Linked DNA regions of Homo sapiens: region 1 is linked to region 2. A link is a loop called in an ENCODE intact Hi-C map of the cell type or tissue named here. Cell type or tissue: PC-3. All regions are shown on one strand. Each heading gives the region's core, and the rest is flanking DNA. Links, peaks and the distances in the headings are about the cores only. Region 1 overlaps PCED1B (PC-esterase domain containing 1B). Region 2 has its middle 55 kb from the start of PCED1B-AS1.

Region 1 (11,554 bases), core at 3,647-8,646, 120 kb after region 2:
ATAAGGGATTGATATCTGAAATATAAATGGAACTCATAAAACTGAACAACAAAAAAGCAAACAACCCAATTCAAAAATGGGCAAAAGACTTTATAGGCATTTCTTCAAAAATATGCAAATGGCCAGTAAGGACATAAAAAGATGCTCAACCTCACTAATCATCAGGGAGATGCAAATCGAAAACTGGAAAGGGAGACCACCTCGCACCCATTAGGATGGCTACTGTAAAAAACAAAACAAAACAATTCCAGAAAATAACAAATGTTAAGCAAGGATATGGAGAAATTGGAACCCTTGTGCATTGTTGGTGGAAATGTAAAATGGTATGGTTGCTGTGGAAAACAGTCACAAACTGAAGAATTACCATGATCTAGCGATTCCACTTCTGGGAACACACACAAAAAAATTGAAAGCAGAGATTCAAAGAAATGTTTGTATAGCCATGTTCATAGCAGCATAATTCATAACAGGTAAAATGTGGAAGTAACCCTATTATTCATCAACAAATATATTCATCAACAAATAAATAGATAAGTGAAATGTGGTACATACATACAATTGAAAATTATTCAACCTTTAAAGGAAGGAAATCCTGACACATGCTACAACATGGATGAACTTGAGGATATTGTGTTAAGTAAAACAAGCCAGCTACCAAAAGACAAATACTGATTCCATTTATTTGAGATACTTATAAGTCAAAATCATAGAGACAGAAAGTGGTATACTGGTTGTCAGGAACTAGCAGAAGTGGGGAATGGAGAGTTATTCTGTAACAGGTACAGAGTTTCAGTTTTACAAGATTAAAATAGTTACAGAGATGGATCCTGGTGATAGTAGCACATTATGGGTGTATTTAACACACCTTTACACTGATCTATACATTAAAAAATGGTTAAGATGATACATTTTATGTTACATATATTTCCACAATGAAAAAAATTAGAAAAAAATTTAAATTGGAATATTTCAATATAATATTTTGAAGAGACAGGGCCTTGCTCTGTCGCCTAGGCTGAAGTACAGTGGCTTTATCATGGCTCACTGCAGCCACGTGACCTTCCTGCCTCAACCTCCCCAGTAGGTAGGATTGCAGGCACACACAACCATGCCTGGCCAATTTTTAAAGTTTCTTACAGAGACAGGGTCTCATTATGTTGACCAGACTACTCTTGACCTCTTAGTGTCAAGCCATCTTCCTGCCTTGGTCTCCCAAAGTACTGAGATTACAGGTGTGAGCCATCCCACCCAACCACAGATGGTTTCTGTCTTTATAATTCTGTATATTCCAAATTTTCACCAATGAATGTGAATTAATTTTGTAATTAATATAATTAACAAGATGGGATTTTTTATGTGTTCAGGGGTAAGCTCTACCTACAGGAAAAATTATATAGAGAAACCCATTCCTAACACAGTCTAACCATACTGTGTTAGACAATGAGGAAATGCTCTCTGTGTACCTGATGTTTGTTAGGTCCTGAATGTGCAAAAATAAAAGACATGGTCTCTGTCCTCATGGAGCTTAGACTCTAGAAGGAGACAAGTTTTACTATAATATTTATTGAGAACTCATTAGCATTAGGCATTTTACTTAGATCATCTCACTTAATCTTCACAGTAATTCTGTGAAGTAGATATTATTTTTGTCCTTTTACATAGGGGGAAGCTGAGGCTTAGAGAGGTCAAATGACTTGGCCAAGATCACAGCTAGTAAGTAACGAAGGAGAGCTTCAAACTCAGGCAGACCAGCTCCAGATGTTCTTTACCAAAATTGTCGCAGACAACTATGATCAAGGTAACATGTGCTAAGATAGAGGTAAATACAGAGTGTTATCGGAGCACTCAGAATGTGTGTCTAACCCATACTGAATGGAGGAAAGGATGCTTAAGGCTTCCTGGAGGAGGTGGTATGGTCACAGAACAGAACAGAAGTAGGAGTTGGGGCTAGAATAGGTTCTAAAGGGTGTTCCAAGCAGAAGCAGCCCTGTGTGCCCTGAGCCCAAGGGCATAGACTGTGGCACACTTAAGAATGCAAGTGGTTCAGTGTGGATGGAGCAAGGGTGCAAGGGAATGTGATGGCTTGAGAAGCAGGGAGCAAGACTGGAACCTTGTGAGAAAAGGACACATTTGCCTCATCCAATAGTATCGTGCAAAATGAAAATCTTTCTATCAGCTTTGCAGTGCTTGGTAAGAAAAAGGGTTGAGCAGGCTTGCAAAATCCTGTTCCTGTTTGACTGATTACTGCCATGGCAACCCAGCAGCAGCCAACATTGTCAAGGCCTCTTCTTTGGATACAATAATAAATAGTGATAAAACACTACCTCAAGGCTTTATATTTTTGCCATCAGTTAAAATTTTGTTCTTGGCTATGGTGAAGATGTTTTCAAATTACAGAAAAAAGGAAAAAGAAAAAGTATATTTTGAATAAAGTACTAGAAATTATGCATGTGCTTTAAGAACTTGAAGCCCTAACATTTCAGGAGTTCTGAAGGGGCTTTCTCCCTGCTATGAATAAGCACTTGGCAGAAGATAAACAATGATGCAGCACTTTGCAGTTTCACAAAGCATTAGCCCCATTATGTCTGTCATGATTTCTGGGGAGATGAATAGCCACCCCTTCTCCCCTCCTTTCACTTTTAACTCTAGCTGAAAGAGAGGAGCCAGTCTCACTATTATTGCTGGGTGACAACTGTGTGATGGGTGGGAACTTGTTTCTAAAACAATCCACAAATATTTAGATACAGTACCATTCTCAAAGACATTCCCAAATCAGGCAGCTTCTTCAAAAAGAGCAATTCCGTAGAGTAACCGAAGGCATCTCAGCTTTGAAGGGAGACCTAGCTGGGTTCCAATCTCAGCTCTCACTCCTGGCAGCTTCACCTTCATACTTTACCTAACCTCTAGGAGCTCAACTTCCTGCCTTGTAAAGTGGTACTTATACCTGTTTCCTTGCAATGTAGTTGAAAGGATTGGAAATAATGAATGTATATGTGGCAAGCAACATATTATTTGTTCAACAATTGGTCATAGCTATTGTTATGTATTCAGGGTCACAGACTCAGATGATAATTCAAATCATAAAACACCATGAAATGGCTTCGGCAAAAAGTTTGGAACCCTTGATTTACATATCATATTTCATCAATTCTACAACACAAGGTAACTTCACGTTTTCACATCTCTAAAACTGGGATGTCTCTCACAACATACAATGTGTCATATTTAATTGGCAGTGACTTTTCTTTCTTAGTTGATCATAAAATAATAGAGTGTCTTACAATGGAGAAAATCTTAGATTAGATGAAATAGGGTAGCTCCTTTCAGTATATGGAACATTTTACTTTGGTTATAAGCCAACAAATAAAAGAAGGAGCCAAATACAATTTCTATGCAATAAATCTCTGACAGAAAAGATAAGATTCATGGCAAGTACTCATCTCATCTTTCCGAACTATTGCAACCTGGCAACACATCTGTTCCTAAGAGAAGACATGTCAGAATCATCCATCCACTCAGTCTCCTATGTGATCCATACCATCTGGTGCCCTCGTTCTGCATCTCCTCACCCTTCTTCTCCCCACCCCATGGATTCCTGCTAAAACAAAACAAAACAAAAAATACTTAGTTTGAGATTTTCAAAGTTGTTTCTAAATGGAACCAGGCAAGAAAGTAATGAATATAATTTTACAGGCTTGCAGAAACAGGCTAATTACAGTCTTATTGTTGGGGGAGGCAGTAGGAAGATGCACACACACACACACACACACACACACACACATGCACACACACACCCCTCTGTCCTACACTACATATTTCTGCCTTGAGACTTCACATGATGATCCCCAGAACTAGAGCTCTAAGGGATTATGAGTAGTTGGGACTCCAGAGTTGCTGTTGTCACCTGCTTGGAAACAGGAGATCCACACACATACATTTACTCTTTTAGGTAGCAGAACCAGATTATAAGTAGGTTAGGAGGCACTTGACTGGGGAATCAATCTATGGAAGTGTTAAAATGTCATTGGCGAAAATTAGGACTATGATACCAACTAAGATTTTTAAAAGCAAAAACGCTTGAGGTTTTTGAAAGGGACTCTACGTGGTGGCTGAAACATAAAGTTGGTTCTGTTACCTGGAAAGGAGACACTGACCTCTAGAAGAAATGGTTAAAAACAAAACAAAACAAAACAAAACCCCAGCTCCCTCAGGTGCTAAGCATGATTCAAATGAGTGTTTTCGTAGTGCTCATAAGGAAGTCATAGAGTACACTTATGGGATGAGCTCCTGAAATTCTGTGCCTGAAATAAATACTTGTGGTAACTTAAAAGGACTACCAGAAACTGCCAAGGACCTACCATGTCACTCTCCTTACAAGCTAACAAATTAGCCTGCTACTGTTTCATGGATGCTGGTAGAAGATACGCGTTTCCTGGGTCAAATGGTTTGGAACAAAGGGCAGTCAGCGCCTTGCTTGCAAGTTGTGTAGAGACCCTGGAGAACTGTCTCCCATCAATGATGTAATACGTTAAATGCATGTGACATAGTGGAATATAGCATAGTAGGTCCCACCTCACTAAACAAATACATATTGAAACACATAGAGAAAGAATATCGGTGGAAAGGGGCAGAGATTGTAGACTATCTAGAAAGTCCACATGGTCCAGCTCTAGCCTGGAGCACAGCAGGTTTAGTCTTCCCATGGAAACAAACTTGAATGAAAAGGTCAGTTCATGGAGAAGGAAATAGGACAAGGGAAACAGAATTGTTCTTTTATTCTTTGTTCAGAGACATACATATTATTTATTTCATAATTCAGAGGAAAGAATAGAATAAAACTGATTATTTAAAAGTAGAGTAATTGGAAAAATCTTTCCCTAAAGGCAATGCAAAGGTTCAAAGTTTAGCTATGGAGAGCTAATAGGTTCAAAGTTTAGTTATGGAGAGCTAATTTTTTTCCTCTTTCTGTACAGATGACTTTTCCTTTCCTTTGATGATATTTAACAGTTCACAGTTCTTTGTCCTTATATTCAAAGGACTTGAATTGGGAGATAAAGTTGCCAGATTTAAGATGTATTGAACTTGAATTATTTTAAATATGTATATCAAATCAATTGGAACATTTTGTATGATTTTAAACTGTGTAATTCAGTACAACTTGAATTTCTAAATTTCTATATTCTCTTTTTTTTTTTTTTTTTTTTTGAGAAGGAGTCTTGCTCTGTCACCCAGGCTGGAGTTGGAGTGCAGTGGTGCAATCTCTGCTCACTGTAAGCTCCACCTCCTGGGTTCATGCCATTCTCCTGCCTCAGCCTCCCAAGTAGCTGGGACTACAGGCGCCCGCCACCACACCCAGCTAATTTTTTTGTATTTTCAGTAGAGACAGGGTTTCACCGTGTTAGCCAGGATGGTCTTGATCTCCTGACCTCGTGATCTGCCCACCTCAGCCTCCCAAAGTGCTGGGATTACAGGCGTGAGCCACTGTGCCCGGCCTGAATTTCTATATTCTAAGCATTTTCTCCTTTTCCTAGAATCATTACATTTCCTTATAGTATTCTATGTAATAATCGTTTTCTAAATAACTTTTACTAACTGTCAGCCTAATGTTATTTTATTTTATTTTTTTGATACGGAGTCTCACTCTGTTGCCCAGGCTGGAGTGGAGTGGCACAATCTAGGCTTACTGCAACCTCCACCTCCCAGGTTCAAGCGATTCTTCTGCCTCAGCCTCCCAAGTAGCTGGGACTATAGGTGTGCGCCACCACACCCGGCTAATGTTTTTTTGTATTTTTAGTAGAGACAGGGTTTTGCCATGTTGGCCAGGCTTGTCTTGAACTCCTGACCTCAGGTGATCCACCTGCCTCGGACTCCCAAAGTGCTGGGATTATAGGCCTGAGCCACCGTGCCCAGCCCTAATGTTATTTTAGAAGATAACATTGATGCAATACTATTACCTAATCTGTGGAACTTAATCAAATTTCTCCAATTATCCTTTTTATGCTCTAAAATTTAATTCAGGATCCCACATTGTGTGTAATTTTCATGTCTCCTAATTCTCCTCTATCTGGATCAATTCCTTTATCTTTACTCTCTATGACCTTGATATTATGAAGAGTCTTTCAATTTGGGTTTGTTTGATGTTTTCTCGTGATTCAACAGAGGTTACCCATTTTTGGCAAGAAGACTCCAGAAGCAATATTGTGCCCTTCTCAGTGTATATCTCAGGAGGTGTGTGATGTCAATAAACCTCATATTACAAATGGTAATATTGACTTTGGTTAATGTGGTCTTGGCCAGGTTTCTCCACCTGGAATTTATGATTTTTTCCCTGTTGTAACTAAAAAGTATCTTGTGGGGAGATAATCTGAGACTCTGCAAATATCCTATTTCTCATCACATTTTTGTTTACTAATTTTTAACATCCATCAACATTGCTAGCCTATAACAGTTATTACTATAGTGTTTACCAAAGAATGATTTTCTATTTCTATCATCTATCTGCATTTATAAATTGGAATTCTACTGTAAAGAAGAATTGAATAAATAATTTATTCAGTTATCTATGTATATCAGTTGTCTTTGTTTTGCAGTATATGATGTTGATTTTATGTGTCAACTTGACTGGGCCACAGGGTGCCCAGATATTCAATTAAGCCTTACTTCCGGTGTGTCTGTAAGACTGTTTCTGGGTGGGATTAACATTTGAGTGGCCAGACTGAGTGAAGTAGATAACCCTCTTCAGTGTGGGTGGATCTCATCTCATTTGGGTGAAGGCCTGAATAGAATAAAAGACTAAGTAGGAAAGAATTCTTTCTCTCTATGTGATGGTCCTCTAGCTGGGACCTTGGTCCTCTCTGGCCTTCAGATTCGAATTTAGACTGGAATTTACACCATCAGCTTTCCTGCTTCTCAGGCCTTCAAACTCAGACAGGAATTATACCATTGGCTCTCCTGAGACTCCAGCTTGTCAGTGGTAAATCTTGGAACTTCCTGGCCTCCATAACCACATGAGCTAACTCGTTATAATAGATCTCTTTATATATACAGTCACACATTGCTTGATGACAGGATAAGCTTTGAGAAATGTGTCATTAGGTGATTTTGTCTTAGTGTGAACATTGTAGACTGCACATACACAATCTAGACGTTATAGCCTACCACACACCTAGGCTATATGGTATAGCCTTTTGCTCCTAGGCTGCAAACCTGTACAGCATGTTACTATTCTGAATACTGTAGGCAAGTGTAATACAATGGTAAAGTACTTTCGTATCTAAATATATTTAAATGTAGAAAAGGTACAGTAAAATACAATTTAATCTTATGGGATCACTGTTGTATATACAGTCCATCATTGACTAAAATGTTGTTATGCAGCCTATGACTGTATATTTATAAATATATGTGTATGTGTGTGTGTGTGTATATATTATATATAGAGTATATATATATAAAATAATATCCTATTGGTTTTGCTTTTCTGGGGAACTCAGAATAAAATACAGTATACAGTCAAAATACTATTTTTCAAAGTTACTTATGTTAGTTCTTTTCCTCTGTGTTCCCTTTATGTCATGTTGTTCATTTGTAATTGTTCGCTTGTTACCATTTATATTAATTTAAAAAATTAAGTCCTATCCTATCTGGCCAAAATTCTCCAGGACTTTCTACCTCACTCAGAGTCAAATTAGAAGTCCTTTCCACATGGCCTAAGCCTACATGATCTGGCCCTCTTATGCCTCTCTAGCCCCATCTCCTTACCAGACTCTTGCGGACCCCAGTCAGTTCACACTGGCCTCCTTGCTGCTCCATAAGCTCCTCGCTGCTCAACACACCCCATGAGCTCCTACCTCAGTGCCTTTGTACTTGCTCTTCCCTCTGCTTGAAATGCTCTCCCCCATGTATCAACATGGGTGAGTCCCCCACTTCCTTCAGGCTTCTGTTCAAGAGGTATCTTACATAGTTATTTCTTTTTTTTTTTTTGAGATGGAGTCTCACTCTGTTGCCCAGACTGCAGTGCAGTGGCACGATCTTGGCTTGCTGCAACCTCTGCTTCCCGGGTTCAAGCAGTTCTCCTGCCTCAGCCTCCCTAGTAGCTGGGACTACAGGCACGCACCACTGTGCCCAGCTAATTTTTGTATTTTTTTTTAGTAGAGACAGGGTTTCACCATGTTGGCCAGGTTGGTCTCGAACTCCTGACCTCATGATCCTCCTGCCTTGACCTCCCAAAGTGCTGGGATTACAGGCTTGAGCCACCGCGCCCGGCCTATTTCTTTGGCTGCCTTAGTTACAGGAATATGAGCTCCACCAGGGCTTTGTTTTATTTACTGTCATACTCCCTGATCTAGAGCAGTACCTGGAACTGTTCTAGTAGCAGAAACTAAATACATATGTATATATTTGTTACTGAACACTTTTCCCCTCCAACTTTGTTAAAATATGATTGACAAATAAAAATAGTACACATTTAAGATGTACAATATGATGATTTGATACATAGGTATATTGTGAAATTATTATTACAATCAAGCTAATTAATACCAAACATTTGTTGACTTAATCTAATTCATATTTCATTAAGAAATATCTTATAAATGCTTGAGGGGATGGGTTAAAAAAAGAAATATCTTAAGATGTTTTAGCTGTTGATAATAAGTGTCAATTGATAAACTGCCAGCATAAGGACTGGCAATCTGTATTTCTGCCCTGAATCCATATTACTGTAACTGTGTGAGTACAGAATGTGATTTAGTCTATTCATTAGAATGTTTGCCTTCAATATACTCCTCTGCATCTCTTCTAACAGCTGCCTGTCCTTATATAAATGAAACATGTTTTCTCCTAAATTCTCCACAATGAATAAGTATTATTTTTGTGATCAGAGAAAAAGAAAAAGCTATTAAAACAAAGAGCTCACACGTTAAAGCATAAATCTTTGCCATAAAATGATTGTGATACTCCTCCTAACTCTTCACTCTTCAGGTTGACGGGCTCCAGAGTCAACTTTTAAAGGATCTGTCTGAAAAAGTTACCCTGAAACATAAGTGCACCTATAGGTAGGCCATTTACTAATGTGTAAGCCAGTCTGAAAAAGACAGTTATCTCAAATCACTTAACAGGGAGAGGCAGAATAAGGAACTAATAACAGGTAGCAGAAAGTGTGAGGCAACTATTGCGCTGCTTCTCAGGGAATTTGACGAAGGGAGAGAGAATGGAGCCATAATTGGGGTGAGGATGTCAATGTTTCTTCCTGTAGTTTAAACACAATGAAGCGGGGATAACTCTGGAGGGAAAGCACTTAAGGTGAGTGAAGTGTATTGTCAGCTCTGGGTTAGAGTATTTGGAAGCTAGATACAAAATACCAAATTTATGAAAGTAATTGAGTGATGTCTAAACTGAGAAATAATAGCTATAAAGCTGTTTCCATTCGTTGAGAGCACAGATTTATTTCTGTAAATTGAAAAGACTGGAAATAGCCAAAGGGATTGTTAGGCTAATGGTATCCTCCACTGAGTTTTCTGGGGAAGATTCTCAGCAGTGCCATTTCCCTTAGAATGTTACCAAGCCTAAAGGAATGAGGACAGTGGAAAATGAAATGGGGATGGGGAAGGAGAAAAAAACGGGACAGAAGGTGCTAATTTTGTAAAATCCCATGAAATACAGAAAAGATTTTTAAGAGTGACAAATGTTGAAAACAGCTGTGATCCCTCTGGTAACAGAGATACTCAAACAATTTAAGAGACTCTAGTCAGCTGCACCAAAATCTGGAGGATAGAGTAGTCACATCTGAATTAATGATGAATAAATTTGTAAAACTAAGGGTGCATTTCCTTCCTAGAGTAGAAGGCTTTCCTTTGTGGTGAACAACTGGACAAAGTATTGAAAAATAAAGTCTGTATGAACATCAAACATGGCTCTCTGGGCCTTTGTTTTTTTCTCCTAGGAGTCATTTAACTCCAGAAAAGTGAAGCAACACAAATAAACCCTGGATCCCCCATTAAGACTGGGAGTTTCAGGGGCTGTGGTGAATTGCTGCTTATGTTGTGCTACTCTGCCTGTAAATTTGCTATAGCAGATACCTTTGGTTTCCTGCCCTATAGCTAGCCCCTACTCACTCTCTTCTAACAGAATTCTAAATTTTTTTCTAGTATCCACACTTTTCCAAGAAACCATGGGCATTAGGAATAGCTGGTCCCATTCTCATTTCTGAGTGTCATAATTTGATTGTACTAACTGCTGTGGATTTAATGTCCCCTCTAAAATCATAATAAAATTTAATTATCATTGGGATGGTATTAAGAAATGGGACCATTAAAAGGTTATTAGGCCATGAAGGCTCCCTCATGAATAGGTTAATGTCATTATTGTGGAAGTGGTTCATTATTGTGAAAATGGGTTGTTATAAAAGTGAGTTTGGTCCCGTCTGTTTGTTGCTCTTGCCCTCATTTGCTCTTCTGCCTTCCACCATGCGATGGCATAGCATGAAGGCTTTCACAACATGCCAGCACCTTAACATCAAACTCTCCAGCCTCCAGAACTATGAGAAATAAATTTCCTTTATTTATAAATTACTGGGCCTGTGGTATTCTGTTATAGCAACACAAAAGGAATGAAGAAAATTGGTATCCAGAAGTGGGGCTGTTATTATAACAAATAATGGATAACATGGACGTGGTTTTGGAACTGGATAATGAGTACAGGCTGTAAGAATTTGGAAGGGCAGGCCAGAAAAAGCCTAGTTTGGCATGAATAAAGCATTAAGGGCAATTCTGGTGAGGGCTTAGAAGACTCCAGAACTAGGGAGAGCCTAGATGTTCTCAGGGATTACTTAAGTGATCAGATTATCAATAGAAATATGGATGGGTAAATAAATATCAGTGGAAATACTGACAGTAAATAGTAAATAGATATCAATAGAAATAGAACATGGATGGTAGACAGATAGAATATGGATGGTAAATAGAATATGGATAGACAAATAGAAATAAAATATGGATGGTAAATAGATATCAATAGAAATATGGAGAGTAAATAGATATCAGTAGAAATAGAATATGGATGGTAAACAGACATCAGTGGAAATATGGATGGTAAAAGCCATTCTGAGGAGATCTCAGATGGAATTGAGGAACAAGGAATTGGAAACTGAAGTAAAGCCCATGCTTGTTATACAACTGCAAAGAATAGGGCCGAATTGTGTTTATGGCTGAGGGCTTTATGGAAGGTGACATTTAAGAGCAATGAGGCCAGGCACAGTGGCTCACACCTATAATCCCAGTACTTTGGGAGGCCGAGGCAAGTGGATCACTTGAGGTCAGAAGTTTGAGACCAGCCTGGCCAATATGGTGAAACCCTGTCTCTACTGAAAAAACAAACAAACAAATAAACAAAAATAAGCTGGGCATGGTGACACATGCCTGTAGTCCCAGCTACTCAGGAGGCTGAGGCAGGAGAATTGCTTGAGCCCAGGAGGTGGAAATTGCAGTGAGCCGAGATTGCACCACTGCACTCCTGCCTGGGCAACAGAGCAAGACTCCATCTCAAAAAAAAAAAA
Region 2 (11,554 bases), core at 3,716-8,715:
CTTTGTCATGAGCCTGAGATCACTGGCTCCTCTTTTCTAAAGGAATGGACATAGCACATTCTTCATTACTTGAGGTGACCTAAGTCTTATTCTTAAAACCAAGAGAACCTAATTCAAATGGTCAGTCCTCTTACTACAAAAGGCAGAATGGAAACAGCTGAGCAGAGTGGGAAAGCTGTGGCCTTCAAAGCAGACTGGTCTGAGTTTCAATCCAGAACCTGCCAAATGTGAGCTGTGAGACTTTTTGGGCAAGTTATCTAACTATAACACTTCTAAGAGTCGTCCTTTTTATCTTTAAATGGCTCCAGTTCAGAATGGCAGAGTGATCCAACAATGGTTTATATAAGCTGCTGGCCTGATGCCTGACACAGACTTAACACTCAATACAAGTTCATACCTTTCCTTCTTCTCTCTGGATACTTCCTGTCTTGCACAATAAAGCCCAAACTACCCCACCCCTCCAGTGGCAGTAGCTATGGTTAAAATTGTCTGCTTCCTGTCTCACTGGGTTCTGCTGTTTTGTGTTCACACACTTCAAGAGTGAAACTCAATCTGTTCAAAGCTGTAAACATGAACTTTGGGTCAGAGTTCGGTCCCCTTTCATTTAGTATCTACCAAAAGTTAATTAGAAGCACCATAATGCAATCAGTTTTTCAGGGCAGGGTGGTGGTGGGGATTACTTTCTTCATATCTACACTCATTCAGCCTGCCATCAACAAACATTTATTGAGTCACCATTGTGTGTAAAGGTACTATAAAGATAGAAGGATCACAGCATTACACACAACGAAATTGAGGTACACAGTGACCCACAGTAAGTTTATTTCCGGTTTCATTTATTTAAGATTTGCAAATGTGTGTTGTATATTTGAACAATGTAGTAAACATTGTGTGGTAGTGCTTAACTCTATTAACCAGATCTTAACTAGGATTAACTAGGATTTCATCTAAAAGTCTCTTGCAGGCCGGGTATGGTGGCTCACGCCTATAATTCCAGCACTTTGGGAGGCCGAGGCTGGTGGGGTCACTTGAGCCCAGGAGTTTGTGACCAGCCTGGGCAGCCTGACGAAACCCTGTGTCTACTAAAAATACAAAAATTAGCTGGGCATTGTCATGCACACCTATAGTCCCAGCTACTCAGGAGATGGAGGTGGAGGTTGCAGTAAGCCGAGACTGCATCACTGCACTTAAGCCTAAGTGACACAATTAGACTCTGTCTCCAAAAAAAAAAAAAAGTCTCCTGCGTATTGCCATAATGTCTTGCTCCTAGACAGGGCTCATTAAATATCGGTAGGTGAATGACTTAATACCTGTTTCAGATGCTTCAGGAATTAGCAAACATCTGTAACTCTTGCTGAGCTAAACCGGAGTATCATGTAGAAAAATATATAGTAGTAGTATAATTATAGTGGTATTAGATTATCCTAAAATCATAAATTTAAGAGGCATCCAAACACATGTTCTTCCTGAGAAACTAATTCTGCCTATTTTCCCTGCTTGGAGCTTTTTTACCTGCAAGTCTACAGACTATAATTTTTGAAAATAGATCCATATAAATCTTTCTGGAACTATTTATGTAAATGCTTTATTTTCCAGTAATCTCAGAGAATTGGCTTTCTGTACCCTGCTAATCTCCTTCTCTCAAAACAAACCAAACAAAAAGAAAACATGCTCCAGGAAACTGAGCATTCTCTATGATCTAATTAAGCAACACAGAAATATTGACATTCCACAAGTACTGACAATTATTTTTTAGCCTAAAAGACAAGAGTAAGTGTAATTATGTTGCCAGTTTAAGATCTACCTTGGAAAAATACAAACTACACCATCAAGAACTCTGTATCCTGCCTGTAATCCTAGCACTTTGGGAGGTTGAGGAGGGTGGATCACTTGAGCTCAAGTGTTCGAGACCAGCCTATCCAATATGGTGAAACCCTATCCCCACTAAAAATACAAAAATTAGCCAGGCATGGTAGTGGGCATCTATAATCCCAGCTACTCAGGGAGGCTGAGGCAGAAGAATTGCTTTAACCCAGGAAGCAGAGGTTACAGTGAACTGAGATCGTACTAGGCAACAGAGTGAGACTCCATCTCAAAAAAAAACGAAAAACAAAAAACAAAATTAAAAAAAATTATCAAAAATCAATGAGAAAACTTGATTAGTAATTAACTCTTTCTGCCACCAAAATGTCAGGGGTATAGTCTATGTCCCATTGCTCGCTACACAGAAAGCCAATCACTGATACAATGAGTATTGCCAGGGAAGAAAGGTTTTATTTAGGTGACGTGAGCCAGGGAGATGGGAAATAAGTCTCAAATCCGTCTCTCCAACTGACTAAAGTTGGGGATTTATATATCAGGGAAGGAATGTAACTATGAGCAGGAAAACAGAAATCAGGGAGGAGTAAGGAAGAGGTGATGGTCAATAGGAAGCACGCAGTCAGTTTGGGAATCATGATGGGTGAGGGATCTGGCATCTCATTGTCTGGATGCAGTGATCTGGTGAGTTTCAGTTCCTTGATACTATCTGAGAAGGCCTGATGATGATTTCCTGAGAAAGGAACTCAGATTGTAAGTTTCAAGCTTTAAGACCAGGAGGGTCAATTTCTATGTTTATTTTAAAAGACTGAAAACATCAGTTCTATGGGAAAATTAGACTGGTTTCATTTCTACTGCACACAAATGTTTCTCCCAGATACATATGTTAGGAAAGTCAGTATAAATCCCAACTTGTGTATGAAGTAATATACCTTCTGCAAGAAAGTCTCTCCTTTAAGTAATGGAAACTTAGACAATGTAGAAACCTAAGCCTAAAATAGCATTTATATTCTTTGGAAGCACTTGTCATCTGTGATGTGATATACAATATATTTCCGTACCTTTGCCTAGAAAGTTGGCCAGAACCCATTTAAATGTTGTTGGTTTAAAAAACGAAATGACAGGCTGGGTGTGGTGGCTCACGCCTATAATCCCGGAACTTTGGGAGGCCGAGGCAGGCAGTTCACCTGAGATTGGGACTTCGAGACCAGCCTGACCAACATGGAGAAACTCCATCTCTACTAAAAATACAAAATTAGCTGGGCGTGGTGATGCATGCCTATAATCCCAGCTACTAGGGAGGCTGAGGCAGGAGAATTGCTTGAACCCAGGAGGCAGAGGTTGCGGTGAGCCGAGATCACACCATTGCACTCCAGCCTGGACAGCAAGAGCGAAACTGCGTCTCAAAAAAAAAAAAAAAAAAAAAAAAAAAAAGATAGACTTATTTTTCACATTGAAACCCTTCAAGTTCTGCAGCAAGGAGAAATCCAAAATAGCTTGCCTAGGGGGCATCGAAATGCCAATACCCAATGGAAGAAAATATCTCATCAAGAAAAAGGTCAAGTTAAACCAGGAAAATGGGAGATGGAATCTAATTACCGTCTCCTAACTCAACATTTAATCATTAGGTAAGTACCATAAGAGAAGATAATGGATGAAAAGGAACATCATAAAGAGAAAGAATCAAAATTACCAAAAATTGTTTAAGAAAGAGAATGACTAGAATCATCCTTTAGGATCCACACCACGAATCAGGTGGCATCATAGTGCACATTATAATGAAATGCAGTTACTTCTCATGATTAAAGGACTTGGAGTGGGGACCCAGACATACTACTTTCTCCAACTTCATTTCATTTTAAGACACAATTTTCTTCCATCATCATTAAACATTTAAGAAATTATTGTGTGTTTTATAATAAGAGAGGTCAGAATGTCTACCTGCTGGCACACTGAGGCTTTTCCTTCTACTTCGGCTGCTATTGTTCTTTTCTTTTCTTTGAAAAAAGACCTGTTCTGTTTCCTTTGGCAATCATTCCTGTACTGTCCTAGGTTTGGCATGCTTCCTGTGACTCCGGCCTGTCTAAAGCGATTCCAGAGGGCAGATCAGTCTTACACTCTCTTCCCCACTTTTCTCAGCTCCTCGAGGACAGCCTGAGTATGTTATGGCTTTCGACAGACAGAGATGTCAATCAAACAGCTCAGCCACCTAGGCTCTCCTCTCATTATTAGGGATGTTTTCCCTCCAGAATCCTCACTCTTATCTTGCTGTGTCTCAGGCAACAGTGATGCCATCTTTTCCACCAAGAAGTCATACACTGAACCTTGAGTTTTTCCCTGAAGTCTCTTTTTTTCTCAGAATTGTTTTATGTTCTTTTGAGTAGCCTTGAATAACAGCAGCATGTGTACCTGTTGATTGTGCTGTCTTTATGGGGCTTCTCCTTGGAGCTCCTTTTGAGCTTAACAGAGAGTCTCTATATAGAAAGAATCACTGTGCACAGAAAGATACACTGGCTGGCACCATGAAGAGCTCTGTGAAAAAGCAGCCTTTATTTTTGTTCAGTGAGATTAATCTGATTAATTCTAACGCTATTATGTTTAAAAACAGCTCATCAAGAAGACAAGCAGAATGATGTACGTTTGATGGCATTTTGGAGTTGCAAAACATATTCACAACACTCCCAGGAAACTGAAGCTCAGAAAGCAGTCCTATCTCCAAATTGCTAGATTTTTCACTACATTGGACCATATAGAGGTCCTTTCCTCCTCAGAGAGTTCTCAGTGAGCACTCTTGTTTATTTCTCTCTGCCTAGGTGTGGTTATTAATTAATTAATTAGTTCAATGATTTGCTAATTTATTCATTCAATACCAGCTCCCAAAGCCCCCTGTTCATTCCCAAAAGGATTTAGGGTGGACGGTTATTATTCATGAAGAAAAACAAAAGGACAATCTTGTTACTCAGCATTTTCTTCACAGAATCCTCTGTCTCAGTGCTGGGTATCTGCTCCTTATCTCTGCCAGCCAAAGAGCAGAGCCTGTTCTTTGGCAATTGCCTTTGCCTTTCTCTTCTGGGCAGCTTTGAAGTATCTGGTTAGAACAGTGCCTGGATGCCTCTCCCACTTCTACTGCTTCACTCTGAAGATAAATGGTTTGTAAGTATCTCCTTTGAGCTGAAAGCCCCCATGTGCAAAACATCTTATAAAGAAAAAGAAATTTCAAGCAGCTTCCCACTGGCTTTCCCTAGAAACGATTAAGTGTCCGTGCATTTAAAATGAATCTACATGATGGCAGGATGTGACACTGGCTGGGTCCATCAGAGCTTGTTCACAGAAACGACTGATACGTAGAAATTTCTCCATACATTCCCCACGAAGCACGCACTTGTTTTTCATGTATACTAACCCTGGAATGACTGCTTTTACAGAAATATATGGCCTTCTTTACCCAGCCTCTTTCAATTGCCATTGTGAGTTCTAAATTCCTCCTGCCTGAGATCTAACTGTGCCATACAGCTTTTTTTCATTTCCCTCATCTGCTCAGGAAAATGCTCCTAGTGTTTCTAGGGAACTTTTCTGATTAGAAGGATTCAAACAAAGAAAATGGCTCAGTTGATAAACATGACCATCTTCCACTTCAAAATGGACATACTCTTTGCCATATGTCGGGAATTATGGAGAGATTCTTTATCATCCCATTATACTCAGCTGTTGTTTACTTTTTGTGAATCGAATGTTGACAATTATAGTCTGAGGTTTTTTTTAACAGCATATGCTGAACATGATAAAATATTTAGAACAACTTACTTTGGACTTATAATTATGCTACATCTTTCAGCCCTTTTATGACTAAATTAGAACATTTAGTAATGTTTGGTGACAACTCCCACACTTTGTAAGCACCACAGAAAAAATATAATTTATTTAATTGGTTTTCATTTGGAAGGGAAATAACCCCATTTCAAGCATCTCAGTGTTAGAAAAGACACTGTATATTCCCCACAAAAATACACAGATGCTCATACATTTGGGGAATTAACATATATCTTCCACAAGGAAACTTAGGAAGGTTATTTCATCATTAATTTACAGCCATTCCTTTTACCTACATATTTTTGCAGAATCACTATTAGTCACCTCCTCTTTCCATCACGTATTCTTTACAGAAGCCCTGAACTTCAGACAGAGACGAGGCTGTTAAATTCTTGTGGGTTTCCAGTGCCACCACAGACAGACTAAATGGCATAATTCATTCAGTAAGTATTTAAGGAGTGCCTACCCTATGCCAGGTCTGTGCTGGGCACTGGGATTCTGAGATGAACTAAATATGGTCCTTTCTTCAAAGTGTTCATAACTTAAAGGCAGAGACAAAGAAGAAAATGCACAATTAAAATTCTGTAGAGAAGAGGGGACTCAGAAGGGCATCTAACTTGGCCAGGATGAGAGAATAGGGGTGAAGCAGGGCAACTGAGAAATATTACCAAGAGTAAGTGACTCTTGAGTGGGTAAAGGGGAGAGAGGAGCTTCATGCAGCGATACCCCCCATTCAAAGGCATGAAGGCAGGAGAAGGCTCCCCTGAGTCAGTGGTAGCCATTAGTTCGGGGTTGGGGAAAAGAGGTGAAGAGATTCAGACTAAGAAGTTAGGTACAGAATAGATGGTGCTGGGCTTTGCACTTGAGCTTCACACTGAAGGCAGTAGGGAGCCCATGAAAGATTCTGCATTTTCTCTGGTTTGTGATCCAGGAGGGGTAGACAGGAGCTGGACAGAGGGCAGTCTATGCCAGATAAACCTGGACCAGGATCAAGGCAGAGCATTGCAGAGGAAAGGACAGATATGAGTAGCCATTTAAGGTGAATCAAATATGTTTTGTTTTGTTTGTTTGTTTGTTTGAGACGGAGTCTCGCTCTGTCGCCCAGGCTGGAGTGCAGTGCGTGATCTTGGCTCATTGCAAGCTCTGCCTCCCGGGTTCACGCCATTCTCCCTCCTCAGCCTCCCGAGTAGCTGGGATTACAGGCACCCGCCACCACGCTTGGCTAATTTTGTTTTTGTATTTTTAGTAGAAATGGGGTTTCACTGTGTTAGCCAGGATGTTCTCGATCTCCTGACCTCGTGATCTGCCCGCCTGGGCCTCCCAAAGTGCTGGGATTACAGGCGTGAGCCACCGCGCCTGGCCGATCAAATATGTTTTAAATGTAGATAATCTTACTTGCAGGGAAGCCCAGGCAGAAAAACTGGAGAAAAGAAAAACATGCCTCATTCCCTTCCTATGACATCCTGTTGTGTCTGAGCTTTATTACTACAAGGTGGGGACACAGACTTTTCTAATGATAGTGGGCTATTTAGCACTTAACTTTAATCAGACCTGGTGCTGAGGCACTTTACATGGAAGGGGATCAGAATATGCCACCCCAAAATATGCCACTTTAGTGTAAGGATTATTTTCAGCTGGAAGCAATTGAGAATCAACAGATGCAGAAAGAGTTCTTTCCTCTCCCCTTATCTGACTAAAAGCAGGGCACAAATTTGCCTTTGTGAAGGTGTTTCCTCTGTGCCAGTAAGGGAAGAACAACCCATCACCAGAGTCTAACCACTTCTTTGAGTTTCACTCCTTTTTTGTGAACTCCTGTGCATGTAAATATTAATAAAAATTTTGTGTCTGCTCTTTTGTTAGTCTGTCTTTTGTTAGGTTAATTTGCACGCCCCCAGCAAAAGAAGAGAGTAGAGGAAAAATTTTTCCTCCCCAACAACATACATCATCTCACTGAACCCTTATCCCTCTTAGTGCGGAAGGTACATACCCCATTTTTTAGATCCAAAAACAAAACTAAGGGATGTTAAGGGGCTGGTCCAAGGTCACGTAGCTAACAGGTGGCAGAGCTGGGATTTGTACCCATGCCTACACGACCACACAGCCTGAACATCCAGCAACTATCCTGCAATTCCAGTGTGTAGGAAACACAGTCTAACAGAGTTAGCAGACAGGGATTGGAGCAGCGTAAAATCCATATTCTAATTCTAGCCCCATTACTATCAACAAAATATTAATCATGTAAATATTTGTGTTGTTCTTTATAGTTCTGATAATAAAGTCATTGCTTCAGTGGTATGACCTTGAGTAAATCGTGTAACCCATCTGTGTCTTAATGTTTTCCCATGAATCAGCACATGGCTTTTAAATTCTTACTATGTTTTAAGTCCTATTCTAATTGGAAGACTGTAATCTTTTATTTTGTTTGAAATAAAATAGCAATGATTTTCACCCTCTTTGTGAGCCCACAAACAAAACAGTAGATATTTAAATTCTGTGGTTACAAGAAAATAAAACAGAAAGAAGTCCTTTCAGTTCTGCTAAATGCAAAATGAACATATATGCAGGCCAGGTGGGGAAGAGATGGGCTGCATTTTTGTCTTGGGCATTAACCAATGTAACTAAGTGGTCAATTGCTATAATTTGAAACAGGAAGGGAAGCAGAAGAACTCCTGTTGATGCTGTTATTTTAAGTAGGTGCATGGTCTATCCTTATCTGGGTAACTTGACTGTCTCAGGCTTGACTAAGCTGCAAGTTCCAAGTTGGTCATATTAACACTGTTTACCTAATCTCAAAGCTCTGAGTGGTCACCGAGGGAGTCCCTAGGAGAGTCATTGTTGATAGAGAGGGTGAGGAGGGAGTAAACTGTAGTTCCCCAGGCTTTTGGACAAGGCTTTTGTTGAGGGGATTCAGAGAATGGTGGGAGCAGAAGAGAGCCAGTGGAATGGAGACAGAGCTGAGGTGGGGAAGAAAGATGGAGCAAGACATAGCAGCTGCTGGCCAGGCACGGTAGCTCATGACTGTAATCCCAGCACTTTGCGAGGCCAAGGCAGGTGGATCACCTGAGATCAGCAGTCCGAGACCAGCCTGGCCAACATGGTGAAACCCCGTATCTACTAAAAATACAAAAAAACTAGCTGGGCGTGGCGGCGGGCGCCTGTAAACCCAGCTACTTGGGAGGCTGAGACAGGAAGAGGTTGCAGTGAGCCAAGATTGCGCCATTGCACTCCAGCTTGGGCGACAAGAGTGAAACTCCATCGCAAAAAAATAAAACAAACAAACAAAACGACATAGCAGCTGCTGCAGGAGAGAAATTTCAAAAAGTGGTGATGAGACATTTAGAAAGGTTTGGGTGTATGATATGTAAATTTCTCTTTCGTCTACAAACAAAATTGCAACAAAACTCTGCCTGGTTAAATGTTGTGCTGGTTATTTGACTGTTTGCCTCCAGATCCATCCTTTGTGTCTGCTCTGTATGTCTGACTGTTGCAAGCTATGATACCCAGGCTCTCTTGACCACCTGTTTTAGCCTCACTTAACCAGCGAGAGGTACTGTTGGAGATTGGAGGTTGGGAGGAAAGGGGAAGCCAAAGTATTTCTTGTCCTCTTTTTCTGCCATGGGAGGCATATCTGGCAGTAGCTGCCCTCCTCTGTGGCTCCAGCTCTTGCCTGAATATTTCTGTTATAATGCTAGTGTCTATCAAGGGACCCCCAGATCCTTCCTTTGTCTCTCCAGTCTTAAGGGTGGGTGGTGGCTTCCCACTTGCTAATCTTTGGGATGCCTCATCTACCCTAGTGACTATTTTAGCTCCTCTAACACCTTTATAATTAATTCTTCGTATTTAATATCTTCTATTTAATAACCTGATGGGACCCTGATCAATACAGAGGAGACGTACCTTTTTTCCTCTCCTGGTTTCTATAACGAGGGAGTTCTCCAAGCACATGTTTTGTTTCCCTTAGCCCTTTTATTCATCCCACCCCTAGGGCTCTGGAGTGAGTAATTGGATGGTAATTTTGGAAGAATCGCTGAGCATGTTGGGTCAGCTTTGCTGCTTCCTATTAGGAGTGGGCATTCCAAGAATGCACAGTATCTCTCTGTATTGCAAGTCTTGCCTGGGCAGGCCTGCTCTAGCCTAGCAAATGCCTGACTATGGGCAAGTCTGTCTGATTTTAGCCCACTTGACCACCAGACCTAAAACCTAGTCTTCTAGCCTGGCCTCTGCCGGTAACAAAGGTGATCCCCATTTGCTCTACCTTTGTTTTATTTCTTCAACTTGTTCAGGATGCAAGTGAGCAAGAAGAGTGCCATTTATTGTGGCTCCCTCCTTCAGAGACTTTAACATTATTCATCAATTCTTTCGGAACTGGATTTATGATTTTTTAAATATGCTATAGTAACAGAGAAGGCCTAAAGGTAGGGGTGTGTGGACTGAGCTGGTGAGACAATGCTTCCCTCCTTAGCAATTTCTGGGACTCGCCAGTTGATCCCACATGTGTCCATGGATCAGCCCTGCTTATTGCTTACTTCCCAACTGCACTCTGTCTCACCTAACAGGACTACAGTGGTGCCATTGAGCTAGAATATTATTCTCAATGGCCAGATGCTTTAACCAAAATTAATGTCTGCTCATGCAGTTGGAATCCTACCATATGATGTTGCTGTTGGAAGTAAAGGCCTGCTGTACTTCAGTGTCAGTAAGATTGACTTCCAGTTGTTTCCTTATGATTCCTGAAACCACTGTCATCCCTAGCTCCCAAGGCAAGACCTTCCTCCCTCGTGCAGAATTCTTCCATGGTCATCCCCATCATTCTTCCTGTAATCTGGCTGCTTTGGAACCACCTGGCATGATTTGAACACAAGCATACATGTCTAGTCCCCTCAGATGTATGTGGTTCAGATTTTTTCTCCCTAGGAGCGCCTCAGATTCTATATAACTCAGGGGCTCAACGTATATACCAGGGGAGGGTTGTCCCTACACTGCGCTCTCCAGAAGCATCAAGTCTCAGCTATAACCTCGTGTCTATATATATATATATATATAGTATATATATTTTGTTTTTTTGAGACAGAGTTTCACTCTTGTTGCCCAAGCTGGAGTGCGATGGCGCAATCTCAGCTCACTGCAACCTCCACCTCCCAGGTTCAAGCGATTCTCCTGCATCAGCCTCCCAAGTAGCTGGGATTACAGGCACGTGCCACCATGCCCAGCTAATTTTTTTGTATTTTTAGTAGAAATGGAGTTTCACCATGTTAGCCAGGTGGCCAAGATCACGCCATTGCACTCCAGCCTGAGCAACAAAAGTGAAACTCTGTCTCAAAAAAAAAAAAAGGCATATTTCTTCAGTTGTATTTGAATACCACGATGGGGTCAGGATTCTGGGACAAGAAGTAGCCAAACTGAGAAACAGATTAGGACCCTGCTGCCGAGGATGTACTTCAGCCCCAAGCATGATGGAATTGATGGAATTGAGGTCATTTATAACAATCCTACACAGAAGCACTGCAGGTTGACTTAGAGCCACTTGCATTTATAATGAAATTTCAGTGATAGGGAACCACTGAGAATGTGGTGGACTCTTTCTTCCTTCTTTATTGTATCCTTGTGGAGCACCAGTGCGTGGCACCCAATATGGGAGTAACCAGTGACGAAGGAATGAATGAAGTTTTAGAGAATTTCTAAGCAGATCATATAGCTCTCATAAAGAAGACAACCATGTTTGGTGCAGCAGTCTAAGACCATTTATTTTTAAAATGCCGATTTAGCCCTTTTCTTCTTGTTTCTAAAACCCTAATTTTTCTTCTGCCATTTTAAATATTTGTCCTGTTATGTTTACCACCTTTCTCCCTCTTATCTATGGGCAACAAACTCCTTGTTATGTGACATGATTAAAGAACATGGATTTTCTTTTGGTTAATGGATTCCA

Evidence for each region. A loop is a pair of places that touch in the nucleus more often than their neighbours do. Peaks named below come from ENCODE experiments on the same cell type or tissue, not always from the same donor. Only the 100,000 strongest peaks of a DNase experiment are listed, where the experiment ranks them.
Region 1: a loop joins it to region 2, with 11 times the contacts of the local background. A loop is called at or near these places in 1 of 110 quality-filtered maps.

Annotation. Positions count from the first base shown.
Region 1 is chr12:47,147,007-47,158,560 of GRCh38, reverse strand. All of the region lies in intron 2 of PCED1B (PC-esterase domain containing 1B), which reads right to left. Among named protein-coding and RNA genes, the nearest start is that of MIR4698, 35 kb to the left of the region's middle. In PC-3, for the core only: no CTCF peak of the experiment used is centred there; no DNase peak of the experiment used is centred there.
Region 2 is chr12:47,265,899-47,277,452 of GRCh38, reverse strand. No RefSeq gene overlaps it. Among named protein-coding and RNA genes, the nearest start is that of PCED1B-AS1, 55 kb to the right of the region's middle. RefSeq lists enhancers at 5,458-6,657, 8,998-9,047. In PC-3, for the core only: no CTCF peak of the experiment used is centred there; DNase peaks (open chromatin) are centred at 6,032 and 8,412; H3K27ac peaks cover 5,000 bases.